Linked DNA regions of Homo sapiens: region 2 is linked to region 1. Evidence: read pairs that join two places in POLR2A ChIA-PET (ENCODE). Cell type or tissue: OCI-LY7. All regions are shown on one strand.

Region 1 (4,000 bases):
TGGGTGGTGGTAGTTGAGGGCTCTGACCTGAATTCCTACCCAGAGCCCAAAGGACACCTGTGATTCAGCATCCTGTAATGAAGGAAAACGATGTTTCTCACCTGTTTTTTACTCAAATGGAACCAAGTACAGATCTGAGCACGATGCAAACAACAGTGAGTTTTGTAAATGAACAAAGGGAGAAAGTGCTCCCTTAGACAGGCATGTGGAGGCCTTCCCTGCATCTTTGCTGTGCCATCTGTGACTTCCTGCCTCCCAAGGATGTAGTCTGAGGCTGCTTCCTGGCGGTGGGTGTGCTTATCTGCTTATCAAGCTAAATGACCCTTGTTTCAACCACATATGCAGACACTTGCCAGAGATGTCTGCCCTCCATTTCCCATCGAAGTTAGGCTAAATGTCCAACAATGGAAAATGGCAAAATAAATTGAGGTATATTAACATGATGGAACATTGTGAAGCTATTCAAATAATATTTTCAAAGGCCATTCATTGATCTAGGAAAATGATCTGACATACAATGTGTTTTTTGTTTGTTTGTTGTTTTTTGTTTGTTTTTGAGACAGAGTCTCGCTCTGGGGTGCAGTGGCATGGTCTTGGCTCACTGCAACCTCTGCCTCTTGGGTTCAAGCAATTCTCCTGAATCAGCCTCCTGAGTAGCTGGAATTACAGGCGCCTGCCACCACACCTGGCTAATTTTTGTATTTTTAGTAGAGACGGCGGTTTCACCATGTTGGCCAGGCTGGTCTCGAACTCCTGACTCTACCTTGGCCTCCCAAAGTGCTAGGATTCCAGGCATGAGCCACTGTGGCGGCCTGACACATAATGTTATATTATAAAACCAGGGTGGGTGGAATGCTCCATGTGCCATGGTCCAAAAATAAAAAATAAAAAAAATTAACATATATTTTGTGAATATCTGCTCTATGCCGGGTGCTTACTAGGCATTGGGGATATTTGGATTATGAGCCAAGACAGACATTGCCCGTGACCTCAAGGAGTTTCTTGCAGTCTGGTGGAGAGACAAAGACTAAAATGATTAAACCAATGAATGAGTAACAAGCAGAATGCCATGGCAGCTGGTAGGAGGCAGGGGCTCTGCGTCCGGTTGGGGGTCAGGGAACACAGGACACAGGACGTGGAGAGTGACATTCAAGCCAAGATCCTCTAGGAGCTGACTTTCCTAACACAGCAACATAAAATTGTCTCCCTGTTTCACCTCATCTCTATTTCTTTTTTCTTTCTTTCTTTCTTTCTTTTTTTTTTGAGATGGAGTGTTGCCCTATTGCCCAGGCTGGAGTGCAATGGCGTGATCTCAGCTCACTGCAACCTTCGCCTCCTGGGTTCCAGCGATTCTCCTGCCTCAGCCTGCCGAGTAGCTGGAATTACAGGTGTGCGCCACCTCGCCTGGCTAATTTTTTGTATCTTTAGTAGAGATGGGTTTTCACTGTGTTGGCCAGGCTGGTCTCGAACTCCTGACCTCATGATCTGCCGGCCTCAGGCTTTCAAAGTGCTGGGATTACAGGCATGAGCCACCGCGCCTGGCCTCATCTCTATTTCTTTCCCCTGTCTTATTTTGTTTAGAAAACGAGTTAGTGTTTTACTTAGTATTTGTTTTCTGTTCCATGCACCAGAAGAGTCTGATATTTTTGGGAAGAGAGTGAAGCTGAGAGAAGGAGGGGCAGGGGGACACGGTGGAGTACCACCGAGAAGTGTCCGTCAGCTCCACGCTGGCCTTGCTCTGTATGTGGGTTCCTGGGAACATCGCCTCCTCACGAGCAGTTGTCACGAGTACAGGAGCTCCTTTCCTGACCTGAATGATGATGCATTGAGCAAATTGCCTCTTTGGCTTACACCCAAGGGATGTTGTTTGTGGGGGGCGGGGTCATACCCTGGTGTTCACAGTTCCTCAGGGTGGAGGAGGGGAGCTTGCATGTCTCTGAAGGCTTCCTGCATGAGGCACCAGGGCAGAAAGTGCCTGCTGCCTCCTTATCTGCGGGCCACACACCGCAGGATGCATCGGCTGCCCTTATTTCCTGGGCGCTGACAGTCAGTTCTGGTTAACTTCATCTGAACACCCTGTTATGTGCCAGAAACTGTGTCAGCAGCACTCTGGTGATGATCATAGTGGGTCAAAGACTTTACACTACCTGATGAATGAAGAAATGGATGAATGAAAGGAGCTTGGGAGTCTCTGAAACCAGCAGAGGCAGAAAGGCAGCCCTCTCACCAGTTTCGAGGGCAGGGAACTGGAAAAGGACCACAGCTTGATTGGGAACAACTGAGACTTAAGGGCTGCTGCCCACAGAGGTGCAAGAGCCGAGGCAGCAGTGGCCAGAGGACTGTGCCTGGCTGTTCTGTAGGGAAGGCATGGAGAGCCAGGTTGGGGCTGGAACTGGACAGGCTGGCAGAATCATGAAGCCCAGTGGGTGGCTGCAGGTCTGAGAGTCTAAGGCCGTCTGGTCTGGGCAGCTGAGGGCATAGAGGACTCTATCTCAGTTATGCAGTGCACTGTTGAGCACTGGGGCAACCAAATTTATATCAGAGCCTGGGGCACATTGGAAGGAAAGAACTAGATAACGAATTCAAGACTTGAGCAGATGACCACACCGAAGTCACCGAGGCAGTGAGCGCCTGTGGAATAGCAGCCAGACACTGGTTGTAGGGCATCATGAGCACAGGCTGTGTGTGAGTGTGAGTGCATGTCAGTATGTCTGGGTGTGCATGTATGTGAGTGAGTGTGTGAATGTATGTGTGCGAGTGTGTGTACATGTGTGCATGTGTGTGAGCATGTATGTCAGTGTGTTGGCGTGTCAAGGTGTGCATGTATGTGAGAATATGTATGTATGTGTGAGAGTGTGTAGATGTGTACATGTAAGTGAGCATGTATGTGAGTGTGAGTGTGCATATGTATATGTGAGTGTGCCTAGGTTTGTGCATGCATGTAAACATATATGTGTCAGTATGCACGTGTGTGAGTGTGTGAATGTGTTATGTGTGAGCATGCATATGTGTGTGCATGTATGTGAGCATGTTTTTGTGTATTCATTCTCATAGTGTTATAAAGAAATACGCAAGACTGGGTAATTTATAAAGGAAAGAGGTTTAATTGACTCACAGTTCTGCATGGCTGGGGAAGTCTCAGGAAACTTACAATCATGGCGGAACGGGAAAAGGCACATCTGACATGGTGGCAGGCGAGAGAGAGCGAGTATGTGAAAGAGGAACTGTCAGACACTTATAAAACCATCAGATCTCATGAGAACTCACTATCATGAGAACAGCATGGGGGACACCACCCCCATAATCCAGTCACCTCCCACCAGGTCTCTCCCTCAATCCCTGGGGATTATGGAGATTACAGTTCAAGATGATATTTGGGTGGGAACACAGAACCAAACCATATTAATGTGTGTGTGTGTGTGTGTGTCAGGACATGTGTGTATGTGAGTGTGTGTGAGTGTGCATATGTACATGTGGGAGTATGTGTAGGTGTGTGCATGTATGTGAGCATGCGTGTGTGAGTGTGCCAGTGTGTCAGGGCATGTATGTATGTGAGCATGTGTGAGTGTGCATATGTATGTATGAGAGTGTGTGGGTGTGTGAGTGTGAGTGTGAGAGTGTGTGAACGTGCCAAAGTGTGTGTATGAAGTCTGCCTTCAGTTATGCAGGGGGATTTCTCCATACCAGATTCAGGGGGCAACTCCTAGAACCCTTTTTGGCAAAGGCACTGACTCTGCTGAGCCCCTGCCATGTGAGGTTAGATCCCATGGTGTTATCCCTTCAAGACACCTGTCTCAACTCTAATTTATCCTTTGTGTGATTAATTGCTGAGTGGCTACCTCCCCCTTGAGACTGGGAGTGCCTCAGTAATGCCTGCTGGGGAGCAGTGGTCTCGGGGCACACTCACCATGGGCTCCCCAGGGCTCAGCACAATGTCCGGCACATAAGAAGTGCCCCATAGATATTTGCTGATCAAGATCCACTTGTAACAACTAGGGTA
Region 2 (4,000 bases), 230 kb before region 1:
AGGGGACCTGTCCTGTGTTTCTAGCATCACAGATTCTGCAGTTCCCCCTCCAGGAGCTGAGTTAATAATAATCCTTGCCCTGGAGGGTGGTGAGGAGTAGGGCCTCTGGAAGAGGAAATTCTCATGCCTAGAATGGCAGCCCTCGTCCCAGCCTGAGAGAGACAGGAGGCTCCGTGTCCTTGGCTGCTTACTGTGACAGGCCTGGTTGGGAAACCTCTTTCTCCCCAGGTGCCCTTCCCTGTCCCTGAGCCAAAGCCCCATTTCTGTCTGGACTGCATCCCCAGTGAATAAACCGGGGCAGTGGGCAAGACTACCAGGTTACCCCCACAGGAAGGGAGAGAAGACCCAGGATGGGTACTCCCAATGCCACACCCTTCACTGTCCACGTCTTATCTTGTTTTTAAACTACTCTTACCCTGACCTCAGTCCCTAGAAGGTTTGAGGCAGATCACAACAGAAACACACGTGGTGAACTGGCAAATTCACTGAAAAGCCAGGACCACAAAAAACAAGTTAGAGATGGGACTCAAGATGGAGAGGAATTAGGGGGCAGATGATGTACAGGTGCTAAGGTGTGGTTGCTGAAGAAAATTTAGCTCTGACTTTCCTGCTAGGTAAGGTGAAAAGAGAGGGGCTATCAGGTGCATGTCTCTTTGTTGTTGAAAAAATAATAAAACCCACCCAGATGTTGAGGGAATCAAAGCTTTTTCCTAACCCTTCGCTCTTAAATTTCTTGTGTGTAGCTCTGTGAACATGGGATCTAGAAGGACAAGTCAGGTACCCTGCAAAACACCTCCAGGGAGGTTTAATGGGGCTGCTTCAGGTGGCATTATTATGATGAAGGCCAGCAGCATGACCTCATGTCTCAGCTCAGAAAAAGCAATTCTGCAAAGAACCTGACTGTGTAGTTTCTTGATTATTCACCAAGCTCCATTCAGTTCTAGAACCAGGATATCTACAAAGCAAAGTTGGAAAACTGGTTTCATCTCATGAGCTACTCTGATGACTAGGTCTGGAGTCTTGTGGGGTTTTGTTTTTATTTTTTGTTTCTGTTTTTGTTTTTGTTTTTAGAGACAAGGGAGCTTGGGTTTCCTTTCTACCCAGCAGGCATGGCTCAGTGGCAGACACCAACCACTGGCATCTGGGTTGTATTTCATAATTTGCACAGTACTTGCAGAACCTTGTCTCATTTAAGCTTTGTAATAACCCCACAAAAATAGCTGGTAGTAGCTGAATTTTACAGACACTGAAATGGAAGCTTGAAGAAATTAGGTGAAGGTCAGGGTGAGGCAGCTAGTGAGCAGCAGAGCCCGCCCTCTGGTCCCAAGGCCCAGGGACCCTTCTGCCTGCCCCTGGGGGAGTCAGGGCCTTTGCCTTTTGCCCAGGGCACACCCACTGGCCGCTCCCACTGGCCCCCCGCTGTGGAGACACCTCTACACTGTAAGAACTATCCAACCAAGGGGGCCAAAGCCAGCCTTGCTCCACAGTCCTGAGGCATCAGACACTGTGCAGACTGCCCTGCCCCCTGCTGGCTGCCTGTCTGCTTCCCGTGGCCAGCCCTGACCGCGGCCCCTGTCCCCCAGCCACTTATTGCTCGCCACAGCCCCTACTCTGCTGCTTCCATTCTGGGGCCCGAGTGGACGGGTGGACCTAGAGGAGGCTGGCATTGCTGAGCCAGCAGCAGGGACACTAGACACAGGCAACAAGGGTAATGGAGCAGAACACAGGCTCTGGAACCAGCCAACATGGCAAAACCCTATCTCTACTGGAAATACAATAATCAGCTGGGTGTGGTGGTGCACGTCTGTAATCCCAGCTCCTGGGGAGGCCGAGGCACTTGAGCCCAAGAGTCAGAGGTTGCGGTGAGCTGAGATCATACCACTGTACTCCAGCCTGGGTGACAGAGCAAGACTCTGTCTCAAAAAAAAAAAAAAAAAAAAAGGAAGCACTGGAGGACATTAAACAAATAGCAGATCCTCCAGCCTGGCCAACATAAAAATACAAAAATTAGCTGGGCATGGTGGCGGGTGCCTGTAATCCCAGCTACTCGGGAGGCTGAGATAGGAGAATCACTTGAACCCAGGAGGCTGAGGCTGCAGTGAGCCGAGATCGCGCCACTGCACTCCAGCCTGGGCGACAAAGGGAGACTCCATCTCAAAACAAACAAACAAACAAACAAAACAAAACAAAACAAATAGTAGATCTGGTCAAGCCCCTCAGAGCTGTTACATAAACCAACTACTGAGGGTAAAGACCTTTGGAAGGACCATTTAAAACACCTGGGGCTTCATCGGGCTGGATTTGCTCGGAGCTACAGGTGGAATCAAGAGTTCTCTATAATCATCACTTGCACAGCGTAGTTTTCAGGGAAATATTTTCCTATTTGACAGGTGAAACAGTATTTTTCACCTGCCTGTAGGCAGTTTTGAGACAATATAGTACTTTTCCAGAAGTGCTTCCCTGAATGACTGCGCACGATTATGATGACATTCTGGAATGGGGTTTTATAACACTTGTGGGAACACGCTGCCCCTTTAGCAATGGAAAACAGGACTTCAGAGCTGCCTTCTGAAAGGCCTGGTCCCTGCAGATGGAACCCACCTGGGACCCTCCTGGTCACCTACCCATCTGCCTCCAGTGTACCACCCGGAAGCTCTTATGCCCCTGTGCGGGGGCTGCCTGGGGGCATTAGACCAAGCATGTGTGCCTTCCCCAGGAAGCAGGCAAACCAAGGAAGCAGGCAAACCCAGATCTGAATGCCAGCCACACCACTTCATCACTATGTGACCGGACAGGTTTCCTAACCTCTCTGAGCACCCATTTCTTCAGCTGTAAAATAATGATAGTTCTTACAGTGTGTTGTTGTAAAGATTAATTAGTAGGGGGAGTTCTGAGTGGTGGAAATATGAGTGGTGGTTATTCTTGACTTTGTGCCTACCTTTAAAAAAAATTAACAGATCCTTTCCACCACAGAAGCTCCCAAGTTACTAGGAGCTGACTCTGGCCATACCACTCACTCTCTACCCATCTCCCAGGCTGCTTCCAGCAGATCGGCTTCTTTGTACGACCCAAGCTCTGTGCCTTCTCTGGCCTCTATTACTGTGACATCTGCCACCAAGATGATGCCTCAGTGATTCTGGCCAGGATCATCCACAGCTGGGACCTCACCAAGCACCTGGTAAGTCTCGAGCCCAGCTCGTCACAGCCACTCAGGGCTGGTGAGGGACAGAGGGGTGTTCAATCCTCTTTGCTGCTGCTGTTCATCTGTTTAGAGGAGTTTGGCTCCTCTAAACAAGGGAAGCTGGGGTCACTGGTTCAGGCACTGTGACGTGGGGGAGCTAACCAAGAGAAAAGCTTGGTGCCTGTCCACAGCCCTGGGCAGAGCTCCGTCGGTGGCTGTCTTGGTCCCCAGGAGGGAGTCTGAGGATGGTTTCCTGCAGCTACAGACATAACCGCTTAAGGCACCAGCAGATAAATGACTGATTAGGTAGATAGATAGATAGATAGATAGATAGATAGATAGATAGACAGACAGATAGGCAGGTGGATGGTGGATGAGTGGATGGGTAGGTGGATGGTTACCTGGGCAGGTGAATGAGTAAATGGGTAGGTGGATGAGTGGATGGGTTGGTGGGTAGGTGGATCAGTAGGTAGATGGGTAGATAGGTGGGTGAACGGGTAGATAGCTAGATGGGTAGGTGGATGGGTAGGTAGATGGGTAGATGGGTGGGTGATTGTGTAGATGGCTAGCTGGGTAGATGGGTAGGTGGATGGGTAGATGGGTGGGCAGTGTGTAGATGGGTGGGTGGATGGGTGAATCGGTAAGTGGATGGGTAGATGGGCTGGCCAGCGAGCTGGCTATACCTTGGAGCAGTCATCCTTAAAGACTATCAAGTAGGCGTATCCATGAATTAATGACGAGGAACCAAGAAGATAGTAAATGACAAAGCTAAATGCAGTAGCAAAGCTGATACAAGGTGACATGGAGCTCAAAGAAGGA

Evidence for each region. ChIA-PET counts read pairs that join two places held together with the same protein. Peaks named below come from ENCODE experiments on the same cell type or tissue, not always from the same donor. Only the 100,000 strongest peaks of a DNase experiment are listed, where the experiment ranks them.
Region 2: POLR2A ChIA-PET joins it to region 1 with 7 read pairs; 1 of 35 experiments calls an interaction of 5 or more read pairs at or near these places.

Annotation. Positions count from the first base shown.
Region 1 is chr17:65,171,678-65,175,677 of GRCh38, forward strand. All of the region lies in intron 8 of RGS9 (regulator of G protein signaling 9), which reads left to right. Among named protein-coding and RNA genes, the nearest start is that of RGS9, 36 kb to the left of the region's middle. RefSeq lists an enhancer at 1,273-2,066. In OCI-LY7, no CTCF peak of the experiment used is centred here; DNase peaks (open chromatin) are centred at 274 and 1,904; H3K27ac peaks cover 2,166 bases.
Region 2 is chr17:64,937,548-64,941,547 of GRCh38, forward strand. No RefSeq gene overlaps it. Among named protein-coding and RNA genes, the nearest start is that of LRRC37A3, 20 kb to the left of the region's middle. In OCI-LY7, a CTCF peak has its summit at 1,535 (motif pointing left); a DNase peak (open chromatin) is centred at 1,514.